2 separate regions of the Homo sapiens genome follow, and region 2 is linked to region 1. The links are chromatin contacts, found by Hi-C or POLR2A ChIA-PET in ENCODE. All regions are on one chromosome and are shown on one strand. The core of a region is the stretch at or near the end of the contact, and the rest is flanking DNA. Distances in the headings are between cores, read along the strand shown. Region 1 holds the start of JPX (JPX transcript, XIST activator). Region 2 holds the start of MAGT1 (magnesium transporter 1).

What was found. A loop is a pair of places that touch in the nucleus more often than their neighbours do. ChIA-PET counts read pairs that join two places held with the same protein, here RNA polymerase II (POLR2A). Pooled maps may share reads with other maps.
Region 2: a pooled map shows a loop between it and region 1 (6-fold over the local background). The contact joins the promoter of MAGT1 here to the promoter of JPX in region 1. A Hi-C loop is called at or near these places in 4 of 50 pooled maps. POLR2A ChIA-PET finds 5 or more read pairs at or near these places in 2 of 52 experiments (CD4-positive, alpha-beta memory T cell and HEK293).

What each region holds. Positions count from the first base shown.
Region 1 is chrX:73,942,159-73,947,136 of GRCh38, reverse strand. It overlaps JPX (JPX transcript, XIST activator), which reads right to left and starts at 2,813. Exons shown (of 5, transcript NR_024582.1): 1 at 2,672-2,813; 2 at 2,475-2,553. RefSeq lists an enhancer at 2,689-2,788.
Region 2 is chrX:77,893,807-77,898,341 of GRCh38, reverse strand. MAGT1 (magnesium transporter 1) reads left to right here and starts at 2,907. Exons shown (of 10, transcript NM_001367916.1): 1 at 2,907-3,033. The coding sequence starts at 2,932. RefSeq lists an enhancer at 2,911-3,160.

The sequences.
Region 1 (4,978 bases), core at 1,564-4,063:
ACTAAAAAATACAAAATTAGCTGGGTGCGGTGGCACATGCCTGTAATCCCAGCTACTCGGCAGGCTGAGGCAGGAGAATAGCTTGAATCCAGGAGGTGGAGGTTGCAGTCAGCCGAGATCGCGCCATTGCACTCCAACCTGGGCAACAAGAGCAAAAATCCGTCTCAAAAAATAAATAAAACATAAATAAAATAAAATTATTAATGTTCTAACCACTGTTTACAGGGTTGTTGCACTAATAAATTCCACGTCCTGGACCTAAATGATTGCTAAAATGTTTTGCACACAGCAGCTAAATGTAATCACACTAACATGATGCCAGAAACAACTGATTCATCTACATGCAACCTCATTTCCCTCAGATGCCTCCAAGGCAACTGAAGTTCATAGATTTTGTCTAATTACAAGTGCAGGCTCAAATCACCTTGGATTTGAGTTAGGATCCACGGATTGTTTTTTGTTTGGTTAGTTGGTTTTGTTCTGTTTTTCAATTCAGGCATCTTGTTCATGGAACATTCATTATTTGCTTGAGATTGCTTTCACTGCCAGCTGCTTACTTTCTTTACCACTGTAGTATAATCTACACCCTTTGACTCAACTGCTTGCTAGATTCTCCCCTCAATTAAGAAATTTCTAGGCTCAAGGAAAAAAAAAAAGAAAAGAAGGAATTTTGATTGGCCACTGTTACAGTAATAGTCAGATAAGGCTGGGCACAGTGGCTCACGCCTGTAATCCCAATACTTTGGGAGGCCGAGGCAGGCAGATTACCAGAGGTCAGGGGTTGGAGACCAGCCTGGCCAATATAGGGAAACCCGTCTCTACTAAAAATACAAAAATTAGCCAGGCGTGGCAAGGTGTGCCTGTAATCTCGGCTACTCTGGATGCTGAGGCATGAGAATCGCTTGAACCCAGGAGGCGGAAGTTACAGTGAACCGAGATCGAGCCACTACACTCCTGCCTGGGTGACAGAGCAAGACTCCATGTCTGTCTGTCTCTCTCCCTCTCTCTCTCTCTATATATATATAAAATAAATTAAAATTAAATTAAAATTAGCCGGGCACAGTGGCAGGCGCCTGCAATCCCAGCTACTCGGGAGGCTGAGGCAGGAGAATCGCTTGAACTGGGGTGGTGAAGGTTGCAGTGAGCCAAGATTGCGCCACTACGCTCTAGCCGGGGCAACAAGCAAGACTTCATCTCAAAAAAAAAAAAAAAAAAAAAGTCAGATAGACACTTGCTTTCTTCTTTCATTGACTTTTTTTAAAAATTCATCTTCAATATTTACAAAAAATAATCCATGCTAGAAGTTGCTATGTCACAGAAGTTTAAGAAATGCATGGTAAAAATCACTAAGTTTAAAATAATGGTTACCTCTGGGGATGAGAGAAGAGAGAGATGCAATCAGGGATGGGTACACAGAGAACTTCAACTGTCACGTTAATGTTTGATTTTTTTTTTACGTTGGGTGGTGAGAAGAGAGGTTCATTGTATTATTCCTTGTATATCTGTATATGTCTTAAGTATTTCATAATATATTTAACGTCTCCTCCAAAAGATAAAGAAGTTAATCTTGCATTCCTTCATCACCCCATCAAAAAAAAAAAAGGACTCATACTAGACTATTCTGCAACTTACTTTTCTCACATAACCATCCATCATAAGATTCTCTAGGTCAAAAGTCAAAATATTTCATAATATTTATGTACCAAAATTTACTCAAACATTCTCCTATTGATGGATACACAGGTTGTTTCCAGTTGTCACAAGAACAAAATAGTACAAAAGTATCCTTGTTCATGCGTCATTATATACTGGTACTTTTATTTCTGTAGGATAGATTCTTAAAAGTCAGACTTTTGAATTCCAGTTTTTGTTCAAGTGATATCTGTATTTTTTATTTCCCTAAATATTGCCAGATTCTTTTCTAAAAGGTTGCAGCAATTCATACTCCGCGGTAATGCATGAAATTTACTTTAATCACATAAGCATTTAACAACATATTAGATGTCACTCTTAACTGTCTTCCCCATATATATAGTAAACATGCTATGCTTAACATAAACTTAATTTCGCCAACAGATTTGAAAACAGGAAATCTAGCTCTTTTCTTAGTGAGTAATCAACCTGGCAATGTAAGTCCCCCAAAGATTACACACACACACACACACCTCTGAGATGCTTCAAGAACAAATGTTAAGTTTTTGCCCAAAACTCCACATTTGGGGTATAGTGGGCACAGAAAAAAATTGTTTAATCTAGTGCATAATGAATACGTTACAAACAAATTAATTAAAACTAATAAGTCTGGACATGAAAGGCAGAACAAAAAAAAAATAAAGTTAGGCCCAAGAGGTTAGGCTGTTCCTAGGAAAGCTCTGAGGAGATGGAATCCATTTTGGCGCGACATGGTGTCAATAAAAACCCATTTAAATAAGGAAAAAGGAAAGAACGACCCATATATCCCTCCTAGGAGCTACCTTCTGCAACTTCCAAGCTTCGTCAGTAGAAGTTAGGCGATCAGCGAGAAAGAAATTATTCTCCGATATTTTGAAGAGACTGGAGAGAGAAAAATGGAATACAGGCCGGTTACTCCCCCGACTCAGGCCACGCGATCCCAAAGTGTGTAGCCTCGCTAACGGCCACTTCTCTAGCCAACGTGAGGCTCATCACTCACCACAATACTATTAACTGGCGAGTTTCTGGACTTTTGTTAGTGGACTCATACTTCGGACGCCTTGCAACCCCCGTAAGGACGCAGTGATTGCACTCCGTGCAAACGCCGCCATCTTAAGTCTTCCACTAGCCCTAGGGCATAGGCGGATGAAAGCCGGGGGTGGGCGTCACAGCCAAACAGGCCCGGCGCCCAGCCGTCGTGCACTACCTAAATGCCTCCGCCGGCAACATGCACCAGCCGTTGCCGTGCCCCAGCCGTTGCCGTGCCGCAGCCGTTGCCGTGCCGCAGCCGTTGCCGTGGACCCTCCCCCAGTTTCCTGACCTGTTGCACTTCCTCTCACAGCCTTTATCTCTTTTGAAATTCCCTTTTCCTTTTTCTTTCTCTTCATTTCTTTTTTCCTTTCCCAACCCAAATTTCTTTTAGCTTTGCCTCGACTCCTTTCTTTCTTCCCTATTTCCAGATCTCTCACTCTCATTAACTTTACCTCACAAGTATGATAGACAAAGCTGCCATTCACTTCTGTTATCTCACTAAGTCATTGCAACATCAGGTAAGCTGAGGACTGATTTTTTCCTGTTTTATAGATGACGAAATTAAGGCCCAAAGAGGTGACCCAATTTTCCAAAAGTGCTAGAATGAGCTAGAACCTACTTCTTTTCACTTTACTAAGCCCCGTGTTCCGATAGATGAGGGTGTATGTACTTCAACCAACTAATGGGAAAACAGAAACCAGAGGGTTTTGGCCTAGTCATACAGTGAGTCCGTCAATGGCAAAACTGGATTCAGAACAAGGTGCTTCCTTTAATTCTGTAAACAAAAGAGTCTTCATAAAAGAGTTGGTAGCCAGGTGTGGTGGCGCTTGCCTGTAATCTCAGTGTAATCCCAGCTACTTGGGAGGCTGAGGTGGGAGAATCGCTTGAACCCGGGAGGCGGAGGTTGCAGTGAGCTGAGATCGTGCTGCTGCATTCCAGCCTGGGCGACCGTGCCAGACTCCGTCTCAAAAAAAAAAAAAAAAAAAAAGAGTTGAGATGCTGCTCTTGAGCCTAAAAGTCCTTCCATCTTCCCTCTTCTTTTATTTATTTTTGTTTTATTTTTTTGAGACGGAGTCTTGCTCTGTCGCCCAGGCTGGAGTGCAGTGGCGCGATCTTGGCTCGGTGCTACCTCCGCCTCCTGGGTTCAAGCGATTCTCCAGCCTCAGCCTCCTAAGTAGCTGGGATTACAGGCATCTGCCACCATGTCCAGCTAATTTTTACTAGAGACGGGGGTCTCACCATCATGGCCAGGCTGGTCTTGCACTCCTGACCTCAAGTGATCCACCCGCCTCAGCCTCCCAAAGTGCTGGTATTATAGGCGTGAGCCACCGCACCCAGCCTCCCTCTTCTTTTAGATTCAGCTCTTTTAGATTCAGTCCTGACACTTCTAAGAGGCCTCTATATTTATCAAAACCTTTATCTCTGTTGTTCCCGCTCCATGAGGGAAAATACACTAGCTGGATACCAGCCCCAAAAGTATGAAAAAACCGAGGCCAAAACTTGTTTGTGAAGCATTATGTGTGAGTGGTGCAGGTTTCTGGGGGAAGGCTTGTGCTTCACCGGTAAGGAAAAGACACTTTAGAGGTCCTAATCCCTTTCCAAAGCTATAGTTTCTCTCTATGCACTAATGTTGTCTCTGGTTTTCTACGAGACCCCCACATAGAACACCTCTTATTCTATTCATTTGCATCATTACTTTTCTGTCTTTATTTTGATATCGTCACCCTCAAAAGGAAGGTAATGATACACAGTTGTATAAAACATCTGGGCATTGACATATGGACATTTTGGAGTAAAACACCAAAAACACCACATAAAACCAGTTACGTGTTCAAAGGTCAGTAATAGAGGTGGAGAGGTCTCTAAGCTTAAACTGTTTCATCTCCTAGGGTTTAGGCATATTTGAGCACATCTTGGAAATTTGTAGGACAGGCACCAAAAACCAATTGCAAAAGGAACTGTTGAGCTCCTAAGAAAGAACTAGTACTAAAAGAGTAGGGAATCAGATAGACAATGTAGGGTAAAAGAAGGATCAAGTCTGAATGTTGCAGAGGAGGCAAATATGACTGTAAATTCTGTCATATTTTCTTTTGGCAGTAGCACACCATGCATTTATTTTGGGGCAGGTACAAAACATCCCTCTGTAGTAATTTAATGGTAAGTAGAAAGGGGGATAAAAATGAGTGAAACCTGCCGGGCACGGTGGCTCATGCCTGTAATCCCAGCACTTTGGGAGGCCGAGGTGGGCGGATCACCTGAGATCAGGAGTTTGAGA
Region 2 (4,535 bases), core at 1,658-4,157, 4.0 Mb before region 1:
GAAAAGAAATGGCAACACGGCAAAACCCCGTCTCTACTAATATACAAAAAATTAGCTGGGCATGGTGGCACATGCTTCTAATCCCAGCTACTCGGGAGGCTGAGGCATGAGACTTGCTTGAACCGGGGAGGCGGAGGTTACAGTGAGCCAAGATCGCACCACTGCACTCTAGCCTGAGACCTGTCCCAAAACAAAAAAAATAAAATACATACAGTTCAGTGGCATTAATGGCATTCACATTGTTGTGCAACTATCACCATTATTCATCTCTAAGACTTTTTCATCGTGTAAAACTAAATGCTTTGATTATACATTTTGACTATTGAAAATATTAACATTATTCCAAAAGTCAAAACTAAACAGACTAGTGTACTTAGAGAAGTGTCATTCCCTCCCCTAACTGTTGCATTCCATTTCCACCAATTCCTATAGGTAACCGATTTCATTACTTTCTGGTTTATCTTGTGTGTTTCCTTTTGCAAAAATAGGCAAATACCTGTATGTTTTCTTATTTCTCTATTTTATACAAATGTAGCATAAAAATCCATTATCATTTTACATAAGTCTTCCTCATTCCTTTTTTACAGCTGCAAAATCTGTGGTGTATATGTGCTATAGTATATTCAGTCAATCTCCTATGTTGGAATATTTAGGTAGTTTCAAGAATATTTCAATTTCAATAATGCTGAAATGAATAACTTTGTGCACACATATTTTCATATTGCTGGATGTCTCTCTCCAAGGTAGGTTACTAGAAGTGGGATTGCTGGATTAAAGGATAAATATATGTGTAGTTTTTTTAGATATTGCCAAATTATAGATGTTGTAACGTTTTGCCTTCCCACCAGCAACGTATTAATATAAAGGGTGCCTGACTCCCCACAGCCTTGCTAATAGCATGTAGTGTCAAGCTTTTGGATTTTTGCCAATATGATAGGTAAGATATCCCTTTTAAACTTTAAAATTTTTATTTTTAAAACATACACATAGTAAAATTCACTTTTTGGTGTACAGTTCTATGCGTTTTGACAAATGCATACAATTGTGTCACCACCACCACAATTAAGGACAGAATAGCTCTAGCATCATAAAAACACCCTTGTTTGACCTCTTTGTGATCAACCCTTTTCCCTACCCCTAGCCCCTGGCAGCCACTAATCTGTTCTCTGTACCAATGAGTTTGCCTTTTCCAGAATGTCATATATAGATTGAATCATACAGTATGTCTCAGTGTACTTTTATTTTGCATTTTTTCTTTTTTCTTTCCTTTTTTTTTTTTTTTGAGATTGAGTTTCGCTCTTGTTGCCCAGGCTGGAGTGTGATAACACGATTTCAGCTCACTGCAAACTCCGCCTCCAGGGTTGAAGCGATTCTTCTGCCTCAGACTCCCATGTAGCTGGGATTACAGGCCTGCGCCACCACACCGGGCTAATTTTTAAATTTTTAGTAGAGACGGGGGTTTTGCCATGTTGGTCAGGCTGGTCTTGAACTCCTGACCTCAGGTGATCCACCCACTTCGACTTCCCAAAGTGCTGAGATTACAGGCATGAGCCATCGCACCCGGCCTGCATTTTCTTAATATAAGTTTCCATAAATGATTTAACTTTTTTTCACATCTGTATTTCACATCTCTTCACTTCGGAACCAGCTATTTTTCTTTCCATCCCATCTCCTTGTCTCTCCAACATACTGAAATTAATTTCCTGGTTTTTTTATCCAGTAGCGCCTAAAATAATAGTCATATAATATTTTCCACACCATCAAAATAAATCCAAATTGTAGGCAGATTGATTTTATCTTGTTGGTGTTTTCCTTCTTTACAACCTTACTTTTGTACCCATCCCCCAAACAAAATAATGAATAAAAAGAAGGAATTTGCTGTCTATAACCTGCAATTAAAGTCCTTGTTGGTGCTTTAAATATTAAGTCAAGGAGTTTAACTGAAAAAACAAACAAAAAAAGCCGGCCGGGCTTGGTGGCTCACGCCTGTAATCCCAGAACTTTGGGAGGCCGAGGCGGGCGGATCACCTGAGGTCAGGAGTTCGAGACCAGCCTGCCCAACATGGCGAAACCCCGTCTCTACTAAAATACAAAAAATTAGCCAGGCGTGATGGCGGGCGCCTGTAATCCCAGCTACTCGGGAGGCTGAGGCAGGAGAATCGCTTGAACCCGGGAGGCGTAGGTTGCAGTGAGCCGAGATGGCGCCACTGCACGCCAGCCTGGGCTACAAGAGCGAAATTCCATCTCAAAAAAAGCCATAAATAAACAAAAACTTTAAAAAATAATCTTTGATGTCCTCTTTTTTCAGCGCTCCTGGCAGTTTCTAGGACACAATAGGTATTCAACAAGCTCTTGTTCATATTTACCTTTAAAAATTTCCCTCAGTGGTATTAGGTATATTTTTGCTTTCCTACTTTTATTTTTTCACTTTGAAGTACTTTGGAGGCAGGATAACGGACTAAATAGCTCTTATCCCTCACGCGGCTAGGTCCCATTTTTCTAGAATATTACATGAAGGCGGCGAATTTCAAGGACTTCTAAATGAGTCTTTGAAAGATTCTGTTCTAGCAACTTCAAGCCATTTTGGACTCCGAAAACTCCGCAATATTTCACAACTGCGCATGCGTGCTTGGAAAGCGTCAGCGCGCTAGATGTTTACGTATCGAGAAAGGGGCGGGTCATTATCTTTAGCGGACCAATGAAAACGCTCCAGATTATCTTTTTTCTATTGGCCGACCGGGGCCAATTAGAAATCAACCTTCTTTTAGCGGGCGTGTAGCGCCAGCGCGCTGTGACGTAATGTGAGGGGTCTCCCGGCAGGGCTGAGCTGGACCAATGAGGAAAGGCAAGGGGCCGATTTGCCTGTTCTCACGCCCCACCCTCAGACCTAGCCGGAGCAAAGTTTCACTTATAGAAGGGAGAGGAGCGAACATGGCAGCGCGTTGGCGGTTTTGGTGTGTCTCTGTGACCATGGTGGTGGCGCTGCTCATCGTTTGCGACGTTCCCTCAGCCTCTGCCCAAAGAAAGAAGGAGGTGAGAACGCGGTTTCCAGCAGCATGGGCTTTTCCCAATGACTGGGGCTTAAGAGGGTCTGTTCGCCTCTTCCCAGCCCCCTTTCCCTGCCGCTTCTATGCCTTTGGTGGCTTCAATTACGCGGTTTTCGGAGTTGTGGAATTCGTGAGAGAAGGAACTGTAACTCTTTGTCTTCTGGGGATGTAGAATCTGAGAGTGGAGTAGCGTAGGTGACAGCCCGACTTCTACAGTCTTGTGAATGTGCATAGCTATGAGTTTTGACACTTTTGAGTGTGGGCCCCGTCAGGTGTTGGGGGTGGGGAGTTCGACTTTAGATCCCAGGAGTAGGATATCTGAGACTCTATACTGCTGGCCGATGTAACTCCCTGAATGATGTGTAAGAGTTCTCTATTTTCTAGCATTTTCATTTCAGGAGTGTGAGAGTTAGACCAAAGAGTGAAATTATGCCAGATTTATTACTTTGTCCAAATAATTGTTTCAAGGCAATTTACCAGATTGAAAGCTCCTAACCATTTTCAATCATTCCACAAATGTAAGCATGCTAGGCAATGTTCTAGGCACTTGATATACATAAATGAACAAAACTAAGATCTTGTGGAACTCATAGGCTTTAGGAAGTGGAGGAGATACAGTATTCTCACCATTAAGCAATCCAGGTAGAGGAATTTTAACAATGCGTTTTCAAACGTTTGTGATTTGGAGTCCTATACTCTTAGGACTTTAAGACTACTAGCAATTACTTATACCCTCTAATTTTATAGATGAGAAAAAGAGTCTTAAATTTAGAAAATGAACGAGGACTCAAACCCTACGTCAGTCATTCTAACTCTATTTCCTGTACATTCTGTGCTTCCTCTAATAGAGAAAAACTGTGCACATACTCTAAAAATACCAGTTAAGCACTTCAGATACTTGTCTACTTGAGCTGAATTAAGAAAGAAAGCTATCTTCTCTATGTTTCTAAGTATTTGAACTATTCCATAAGAAGAAAAACTAAGCTAGGAAGTTAAACTTAATGAGTTGCTTATTAGATTGGCAAAGAGTACAATAAAAATATACAATTGTCAAAAGTATCGTGAAGTGAGCAGGCTCAGACACTGAAACTAGAAATTGATGTCCTTCTTTGGGAGGATCCTAAGCTATGGTTATGTGGAAAAGAAGATGCAGAGCAATGCATAATTTTATGTCTTAGAAATTTTTTATGTTAAAAACAACAGCATCCCCTATATATAAGTATATGTGTATGTATAGAGAAATCTCTGTAAGGATACATGACAATACCTTAACAGTGGCTATCTCTAGGCAGTTGGGATTATCGATGAGGGGAACGTTTTCACGTTTTACTTTACATGCTGGTATTGCTGGTATTACCTGAATTTCCACGATGACCACTTTTTTTTTTTTTTGAGACCGGGTCTCGCTCTGTTGCCCAGGCTGGAGTTCAGTGGTGGGATCATGGCTCACTGCAGCCTCGACTTCCTGGGCTCTAGTGATCCTCTCAC